Regions from separate parts of the Homo sapiens genome. Here region 1 is linked to region 2. Evidence: read pairs that join two places in POLR2A ChIA-PET (ENCODE). Cell type or tissue: Caco-2. All regions are shown on one strand. Each heading gives the region's core, and the rest is flanking DNA. Links, peaks and the distances in the headings are about the cores only.

Evidence for each region. ChIA-PET counts read pairs that join two places held together with the same protein. Peaks named below come from ENCODE experiments on the same cell type or tissue, not always from the same donor. Only the 100,000 strongest peaks of a DNase experiment are listed, where the experiment ranks them.
Region 1: POLR2A ChIA-PET joins it to region 2 with 7 read pairs; 1 of 35 experiments calls an interaction of 5 or more read pairs at or near these places.

What each region holds. Positions count from the first base shown.
Region 1 is chr15:70,613,160-70,617,554 of GRCh38, forward strand. It overlaps SALRNA3 (senescence associated long non-coding RNA 3), which reads left to right and starts at 2,388. Exons shown (of 1, transcript NR_126481.1): 1 at 2,388-3,408. RefSeq lists an enhancer at 4,061-4,205 and a cis regulatory region at 4,127-4,138. In Caco-2, for the core only: no CTCF peak of the experiment used is centred there; a DNase peak (open chromatin) is centred at 4,062.
Region 2 is chr15:70,798,350-70,802,744 of GRCh38, forward strand. No RefSeq gene overlaps it. Among named protein-coding and RNA genes, the nearest start is that of UACA, 37 kb to the left of the region's middle. In Caco-2, for the core only: no CTCF peak of the experiment used is centred there; a DNase peak (open chromatin) is centred at 1,852.

The DNA.
Region 1 (4,395 bases), core at 273-4,272, 190 kb before region 2:
GTCCCAAGTTACGTGTGGCAGTCTCTTAACATTCCCACGTATATGGCCTGTTCTGGGACTTCCCATTCTTTCCATGTGTCTATCTGCCCATTTCTGCGCAGGAACCAGGCTATTTTCATTTCTGTGGCTTTGCCTTGTGTTTTCCTATCTTTCTGTCTGACACATCAGTGTTTCTCTTTTTGCTCTTATTTTTTAAACTTAATAGCTATTGGGAAACTTTTATTCATCTGTATAAATTCTAGGTTGTTTTAACATCTTCAGGCATTCTGCCCATGGCCAGCCATTGTAATAACCTAGATACACAGCTGCCCTGCTGGCCCTGACCTTTCTGCCTCACAGACTCCTAAATTCTATGTGGCAGAGTTACACGTGATGATTCTATTCCGGAAAATCCATTTCATGCCATACCACAAAAATCCCCAAGTTTCTCCTGAAAGTAAATAAAAGCAAGTACTTGCAAGGCACAGTGGCTCACATCTGTAATCACAGCACTTTGGGAGGCCAAGGTGGGCGGATCACCTGAGGTTGGGAGTTCAAGACCAGCCTGACCAACATGGAGAAATCCCATCTCTACTAAAAATACAAAATTAGCCGGGCGTGGTGGTGCATGCCTGTAATCTCAGCTACTCGGGAGGCAGAGGCAAGAGAATCACTGGAACCCAGGAGGTGGAGGTTGCAGTGAGCCGAGATTGCGCCATTCCACTCCAGCCTGGGCAACAAGAGCAAAACTCTGCCTCAAAAAATAAAAATAAAAATAAAAAAATAAAAATAAAAACAAGACTTTAAAGTGGCTGTGAATCTCAATTCACAAGTTCAGATATGTAAGAAAGAACAATTTTTTTCATATCCCAAAACTGAATTGAATTTCTTTTAGGAGCCCCTAGTCTGCTGGAGTAGCAGAAACACCATTTCAGTTAATTTAGGGACTCTTCCTACTTTCTCTGGGGTGAAATTTACAAAGGACTTGCAGAGAACCAAGGCTCCAATGGGAGGGGTGATCTTTTAAGTCCTCAATATCATCGAAGCGTGTCACTAACTTGTCCATTGTCCCATCTAGTCCTCAGTCAGTGGTCCTTAAAAGTCTCTCTGCTACTTCTGTTCCACTCTCAAGCTCCTGGCAATCATTCTGTTCTTGTGACATAAGAATTGAGAAATGCTGTGAGATCTCATCTGCCTAGATGCTCCATACAACTGAAGCCATCAGTTCTCTACGATCTTGCCACCCCTTGAAGCCCTACCAGGAAACACAGACATAGGTGCCCGTATTCTCAGATCCCGCAAATCTGTCAGGGCCTCACCAGGGCTCATTCTCTTCTCCCTGGGACCCAACAACAGCTACCTGTCTGTATTAGTCATGGTTCTCCAGAGAAACAGACTCAATAGGAGATAGACAGATAGATAGATAGATAGATAGATAGATAGATAGATAGATAGATAGATAGATAGACAGATAGATAGCTAGATAGATAATAGAAAGATAGATAGATGATTTCTTCTTTTTTTGAGATGGAATCTCACTCTGTCACCAGGCTGGAGTGCAGTGGCGCCATCTCGGCTCACTGCAATCTCTGCCTCCTGGGTTCAAGTGATTCTCCTGCCTCAGCCTCCTGAGTAGCTGGGATTACAGGTGTGCACCACCACACCCAGCTAATTTTTGTATTTTTAGTAGAGACAGGGTTTCACTATGTTGGCCAGGATGGTCTCAATCTCCTGACCTCATGATCCACCCACCTCAGCCTCCCAAAGTGCTGAGATTACAAGTGTGAGCCACCGTGCCTGGCCAAGAGATTTCTTATAAAGAACTGGCTCACATTCACACAATTATGGAGGCTGAGAAGTCCACAATCAGCAGGGAGGGCTGGAGATCCAGGAGAGCTGATGTTTCAGTTCAAGTCTAGAGGCAGTCTGCTGGAGAATCTTCTCTTGCTCAGGGGAAACGGGAATTTTTGTTCTATTCAGGCCTTCAACTGCTGGGAATAAGGCCCACCAACACTATGGAGGGCAATCTGCTTTATTCAAAGTCCGTCAATTTAAATGTGAATTTCATCCAACACACCCTCACAGAGACACTCAAGATAATCTTTGACCAAGTATCTGAGCACACTGTGGCCCAGCCAAGTTGACACAAAATTAACCATCACACTCTCCTTGATGAATGCTATATCAACCAGGATCCAGTCAGGCATTCCAACACAGAAGATTTATATTTTTACAGACGTAATTCACATACCCTGAAATTCACCCATGTAAGGGAGTTTTAGTATATTCAGAATGTTGTGAAGCCATCACCACTATCTAATTCCAAAACAGTTTCATCAACCCTCACCCCCTACAAAAAAACTCATACCTGTTAGCAGTCAACAAGGGGATTTAATATAGGGAATTGGCTGGATGGATAGCAAAGGACTGAAAGGAAGAAAAGGAACACCTGTTATCATGCAAACGTAGTAACTGCAGGAAACAGCCACCACTCCTAGGACTAGAGGAACAGAGGGAAAGGGCTGGGGCTATGAGAACCCAGAATCCTGGAGGACGCCCTCACAAAACTAGGACAAAGACTTCTCAGAAAAGGGTAACGGCCTGCTGGTATCGGTACCTCAAGAAACTCGAGGAGGGGGTTCACAGAGCTGGGACCTAGATCTCTCAGGAGGGGGCATGAGCTAAATGCGGCTGCAACACAAGAGCTCAGAGGGAAGGTCTAAGTTAGGACTTGGTCTTCTTAGGAGAGGGTGCTACCTGGATGCTGCTGGTAACTGATGGGGTGAGATGGGCTGATCGTGGGAACTTAGCAAAACGAAGGAAACTGGAACCAACTCCACTGCTGGGATAACGGTGACAGGAACAGCAAGCATGGGGAAGGAACATCTCTTCTCCATCTTCCTGTTGTCTGGTCTCCTTTTAGCATCCCCTATTATCAGGACCTAACAGGCAGCAGCTGGCAACAAGGAAATTGGGTTGCAAAGTCACAGCCTCACCATTGCAGAGCTGAGCACAGAAGAGTTATTAGGAGCTGGAGACAGTAGCTTTATAACACCATGCCTCCCTACTCTCTCCATCTAACCACAGCCCAGGGAGGGAACATTCTAATCTGGAGGGTTGGATGACAACCTATCTTGCTCTTTACTCATCTTGTTAGTCCATTCTCACACTGCTATGAAGAAATACCTGAGACTGGGTAATTTATAGAGGAAAGAGGTTTAATTGACTCACAGTTCTGCATAACTGGGAAGGCCTCAGGAAACTTACAATTACAGCAGAAGGGGAAGCAAACATATCCTTCACATGGCAGCAGGAGAGAGAAGTGCTGAGCAAAAGGGGAAAAGCCCCTCGTAAAACCATCAGATCTCATGAGAACTCACTCACTGTTATGAGAACAGCATGGGGGTAACTGCCCCCGTGATTCAATTACCTCCCACCAGGTCCCTCCCACAACATGTGGGGATTATGAGAGCTACAATTCAAGATGAGACTTGGGTGGGGACACAGCCAAACCATATCACCCATGATGTTTTCTTCCAAATAATTAGTCTCTGTTGCAAGTACTTTTGTAATATATCATCTTCCTGATCTAAGAGCCTATTAGCATGATTCCTAGAGACACCTGGGAAGCTAAGCTTGGTTCTAGCCCACAGCACTGGGTTTAGCCATACATGGAGACTGGGCTGTTTGGGCATGGGGAGGCAAAGGATGATAAAAGAGGATTGTCTTTGTGCTTCAGTGGATTGAATAGAATGGAATGTGGACTGTATGAAATATGTTCTCATATTCCATGTAATGAGACCCTGAGATTGATGAGGGGCATCTGGCTTATGTGAGGTGGTCCCCAACATATAATTACACTAACTGCCTGCAGGACTGCACCAGTTTTAAAGCTGGAAGTATCTTCCTAGATTAAGTAGGTAATGACAACAGCACCAGTTTTAGTAAATAGAGCTACACTCACCCTCAGCACATGCAGCTGGCACAAATGGAGCAGTCAAGCTTCTAAAGGTCTGATGTGAGCCCCACATGGACACTGTCATGCACAAGCATGAGCCAATCACGTGTGCACCTCTACCTGTCTCAAATAACATTGCTCTTCTCTCCAGCCTGTGTCCTGACTGCATGGCCCCTTCTGTTTACTTTAGATAAGTAAACACTGTTTGATTTAGCCACGGAATGTCTGTGTCTGGATTTTCCTTTAATCTAAGTCCACTATTGACATTTGTCAATACAGTATAGTGGTCGTGTGGTTTTTCCATTACCTGATGGGCTTAAGTTTTGAAATGTAAAAAGTTGGGGTGTGGGGGGATGTTGTTTTTTCTTTACATTTTCGCAATCATCTCCTCTGCAGAAGGAATCAGCACAGAATGCCCTAGTTGCTTCACAGTAGAAGATGGAATGGAGAAGAGACAC
Region 2 (4,395 bases), core at 267-4,266:
CCTACTCTGCTCCTGTTTCTTCATCATTTAACCAGGTGCTACCATCCCGTCCTGTTCTCACTACTTTGCTCTTTTCCTCATTCATTTAATAATTTTCTAGTAACGTGGTTCAGAGCATTGCTTCATGACTTTTGACAGTCTTTTACACTTTCTGAATCTTGTAGATGGGCTGCCCAGTAACTGATCGCATCTGAATGCCTTGGAGAGTTAGCAAGTCAACCTCTGGCTTTCACTATTGTCAAAGCCCTTCAGTTTCCAAAGCCTCTCCTATAGCAGCAAGCTCTTGTTTATAGGTGAACATGCTCCCTTGCTTTTAAAGCCTAGAACATAGGGGCCTCCGGGAGCTAGGAATGTCCACCTCATGTATACCTGGAGAATTCCCCCACTTCTACTCACTTTCTGCAAGGCCTTTGGCCACCAGGAACTAGAGAGTTGGCAGATAGATTTCATCCAGCATGCCAGCCTAATCAAGTGGTGGTAGCTGCCTCCACGGTCATACTGAAAAGCACTCTAAGGCCACTTCCATTCTCAACCAGAAAGATTGCCACGTCTGCCACGAGCAAGGAACATGGGGAGGAGGTGCCATTACTGCCATTTCTCGCTCTTCCTGACCTAGTTTATGAGAATCAATAAATTTGCAGATCTCAGCTTTCCAATAGGTTCCTGTGCTCCAGGGCGGGGATACAGAAAATCATCCCTCTTAGGGAACATGAGCTTGAGCAGAAGATGACCAGCACTGTAAAAGGTGTGCGTCTCACTCAAAACCGTCTAGCAGCATGGAGGTGAGGTGTCTCCTCTCACCTGGACACTGCATTTTCTCAAACTGTGTTTTACCCTTGGTTGGTGGCTTATCCTCCCCAAGCCTTCTCTGGATGTTAATTTTAACTTTTATCCTGTTTTATTTTGAGTAGGTAAGGTGAGAACTCACAGTGAAAGTGGCTTTGAGCCTCTGTTTTCCAGCAGGAGAAACTAGCTGGACCACTATGGGCTGGAAGTTGGGACTTCAAACACAATCCATTATTTTCTGGAAGGAAAATGTTTAGAAGCTAGCACCGAGGGCAGGGTTTGATGTGTTCTCCTCATTCTTTTGATGTGAGTGGAAAGTAAAAGAAGTGTGGGGTAGTTATTAGAGGAACTCTAAGGTGGGGAGCAGAAAACTCCAGAAGGATTTGTTTGTTTGCTTGTTTTGAAACAGAGTCTTGCTCTGTCACAAGGCTGGAGTGCAGTGGCACGATCTTGGCTCACTGCAACCTCCGCCTCCCAGGTTCAAGCAGTTCTCCCTGCCTCAGCCTCCCGAGTAGGTGGGATTACGGGCGCCTGCCACCATGCCCGGCTAATTTTTGTGTTTTTATTAGATATGGGGTTTCGCCATGTTGGCCAGGCTGGTCTCGAGCTCCTGACCTCACATGATTCACCTGCCTCGGCCTCCCAATGTACTGGGAATACAGGCATGAGCCACTGCTCCTGGCCTCCAGAAGGGTTTTGAAAGCAGGCTTCCTAGAACTGGAGCTAGCATGCATCTGTGTTCGTGGCAGTGTGGTCTACAGGGCAAACCAAGGCGTGGAATCAGGAAGCCAGAGCTCTATCTTCAGCCTTGTCCCCATTGAAGAAGTCAACTCGCCTGTCTGGGCCTCAGTTTCCCCGTCAGTTAAAACATGCCCTGCCCACCTCAGTTTTGGGAATAATCTGATGAGAGAAAGGATGTGAATATTTCTTGAAAAAAAAATAGCTAAAGAGCTATATAAATGGAAGGCATGATTGTTTGTTTTCCTAAGTGAAGCTGTCTCTTTGCCATCACTGCTGGAGAGGCTGTTTGGATTGTAAGTATTTGGCCTCTGAACTTTCATTCTGGACTGGAGCAGCTGTGGGTGGCAGGAATGCAGAGAGGGAGGAAATATCAGAGTTAGCAAGCCTGGGCCTCAGTCTCAGAGTTGGCCAAGTTTCTAGGGGAAAAAAATAATCTCAAGTAGCTCTTTGTGGTCATGAAGGATACACTTATGCAATTGTTTTCAATATTTTAAGAGTCTGAAGAAAAGCTTTAAGGAACACTTATCCCAATGGAAAGCAATAGAGTTCCTCATTCAACCTAGACCGAACAAATCTGCATAAAATGGCGAATAGAAGAAATTATCTAAATAATTCAGCACTCCCCTTTTTTCTGGCACACACACATACATAAACACGAGGATTATTTCACCCACAGTGATTCCACTAGGGCATTTGCTGTGTTCTTCTTCCCCCTTTCCAACAAGTTAGAGCTTTTCCATTCTTCAAAGTTCTTCCCAATTGCTTTGTCTTTTTATACTCAGTGCCAAGCACAGTATAGTAAGCACTCAGGAAGTTTCTGATAAACAAAGTACCATCCTGTCTGGGGTGTATCTGACCATAATGGCTCCCAGCAAATCATGCCTCTCTCAATCCATGTGCTTATGGAGTCCCTTTCACACTGACTCTGGGCTCCAGCACATAACTTGCTTTGGCCAATTGGACCTTAGCAAACACATTTTTTTTTTTTTTTTGAGACAGAGTTTCACTCTTGCTGCCCAGGCTGGATTGCGATGGCACGATCTCGGCTCACTGCAACCTCTGCCTCCCAGGTTCAAGCGATTCTCCTGCCTCAGCCTCCCTAGTAGCTGGGGTTACAGGCATGTGCCACCACGCCCGGCTAATTTTGTATTTTTAGTAGAGATGGGGTTTCTCCGTGCTGGTCAGGTTGGTCTCGAACTCCCGACCTCAGGTGATCCGCCCGCCTCGGCCTCCCAAAGTGCTGGGATTACAGGCATGAGCCACCGCTCCCGGCCAACAAGCACATTATAAGCAGGGACTTGAAATGCACTTATACACTGAAACATAAATATCATGTGAAGAAGTCTAAGTGAGCCTGCTGCAGATACCTGGCCCAGTCAACAGCCAGCTCTAACGGCGAGTCATGTGAATGAGGCCATGTTAGAGCGTCCAGTCCTCATCAAACCACCAAATGATTGTAGCCAGACAAAGTCAGCAGAATTGCCCAGCTGAGCTCAGCCCAAATTGCTAACCTTTAGAATCATGAACAAGTAAAATTGTAGTCTTAAGCCACTGAATTTTTGTGTGTTATGGAGTAATAGATCACTGGGATGCCACTTCTTTTTAGAAAATTAATAGAAACCTTTAAGTCAGAAATGGTAAATATTGTTATAGCTCATCTATCGACTTTGGTAGTGTCTTTTTGGATGACTGCCATAAGAAGAATTTGACAGCTAAATTAATGGAAAAGAAAGGCAGCTGGGTGCAATGGCTCACTCCTGTAATCCTAGCATTTCGGGAGGCCAAGGTGGGTTGATCACCTGAGGTCAGGAGTTTGAGACCAGCCTGGCGAACATGGTGAAACCCCGTCTCTACTAAAAATACAAAAATTAGCTGGGCATGGTGGTGCACACCTGTAGTCCCAGCTACTCAGGAGGCTGAGGCAGGAGAATCACTTGAACCTGGGAGGCGGAGGTTGCAGTGAGCCGCGATCATGCCACTGCACTCCAGCCTGGGTGACAGAGTGAGGCTCCATCTCAAAAACAACAACAACAATAAACAAACAAAACAAATGGAATAGAAAGCCAAATTCATTAGTGGTGTGTGCAAAGAACATGGGCAGGAGTGGAGACAATATATATGCTAAATATTTGCCATTCTTGTTCCATATTATCAATCACAGGTCAATGAATTTAAAAAGCAGAACTATTTTTTTTTTTGAGATGGAGTTTCGCTCTTGTTGCCCAGGCTGGAGTGCAATAGCGCATTCTCAGCTCACTGCAACCTCTGCCTCCCAGGTTCAAGAGATTGTCCTGCCTCAGCCTCCTAAGTAGCTGGGATTACAGGCACCTGCCACCATGACTGGCTCATTTTTGTATTTTCAGTAGAGATGGGGTTTCACCACGTTGGCCAGGCTGGTCTCAAACTCCTGATCTCAGGTGATCCGCCCGCCTGAGCCTCCTAAAGTGCTGGGATTACAGGCATGAGTCACCACGCCCGGCCAAAAAAGCAGAATTATTAAAGTTGAATGTTAGTTGGGCCAAGACAACTGGTAAGGAATTTTTCCAATGAGTTAGGTCACATTTTCCAGAAACAGTGATAGTGAAGGCAGAACACCTTGAGTAGATGCAACCAGGCATTATTTATGTCACTGGAGAACACAATTATATACTGAAGAGGCTCACAATTTGGGACTATTTGGTCGACTAGCAGGTTACCTGGGGCAGTGTAAGAGTGCGTTTACCATGGCTCCATGGTGTCATCAGCCTCGTAGGTCCAGAAACTCAGTGCCGTTAGTGCATCCAGAGCTGATTGGACTCTTGGGAACAGACCTACAAGAACCATGTTCATGAGAGACTGACAGCAAAATGAAATGCAAAGATGTCCTGG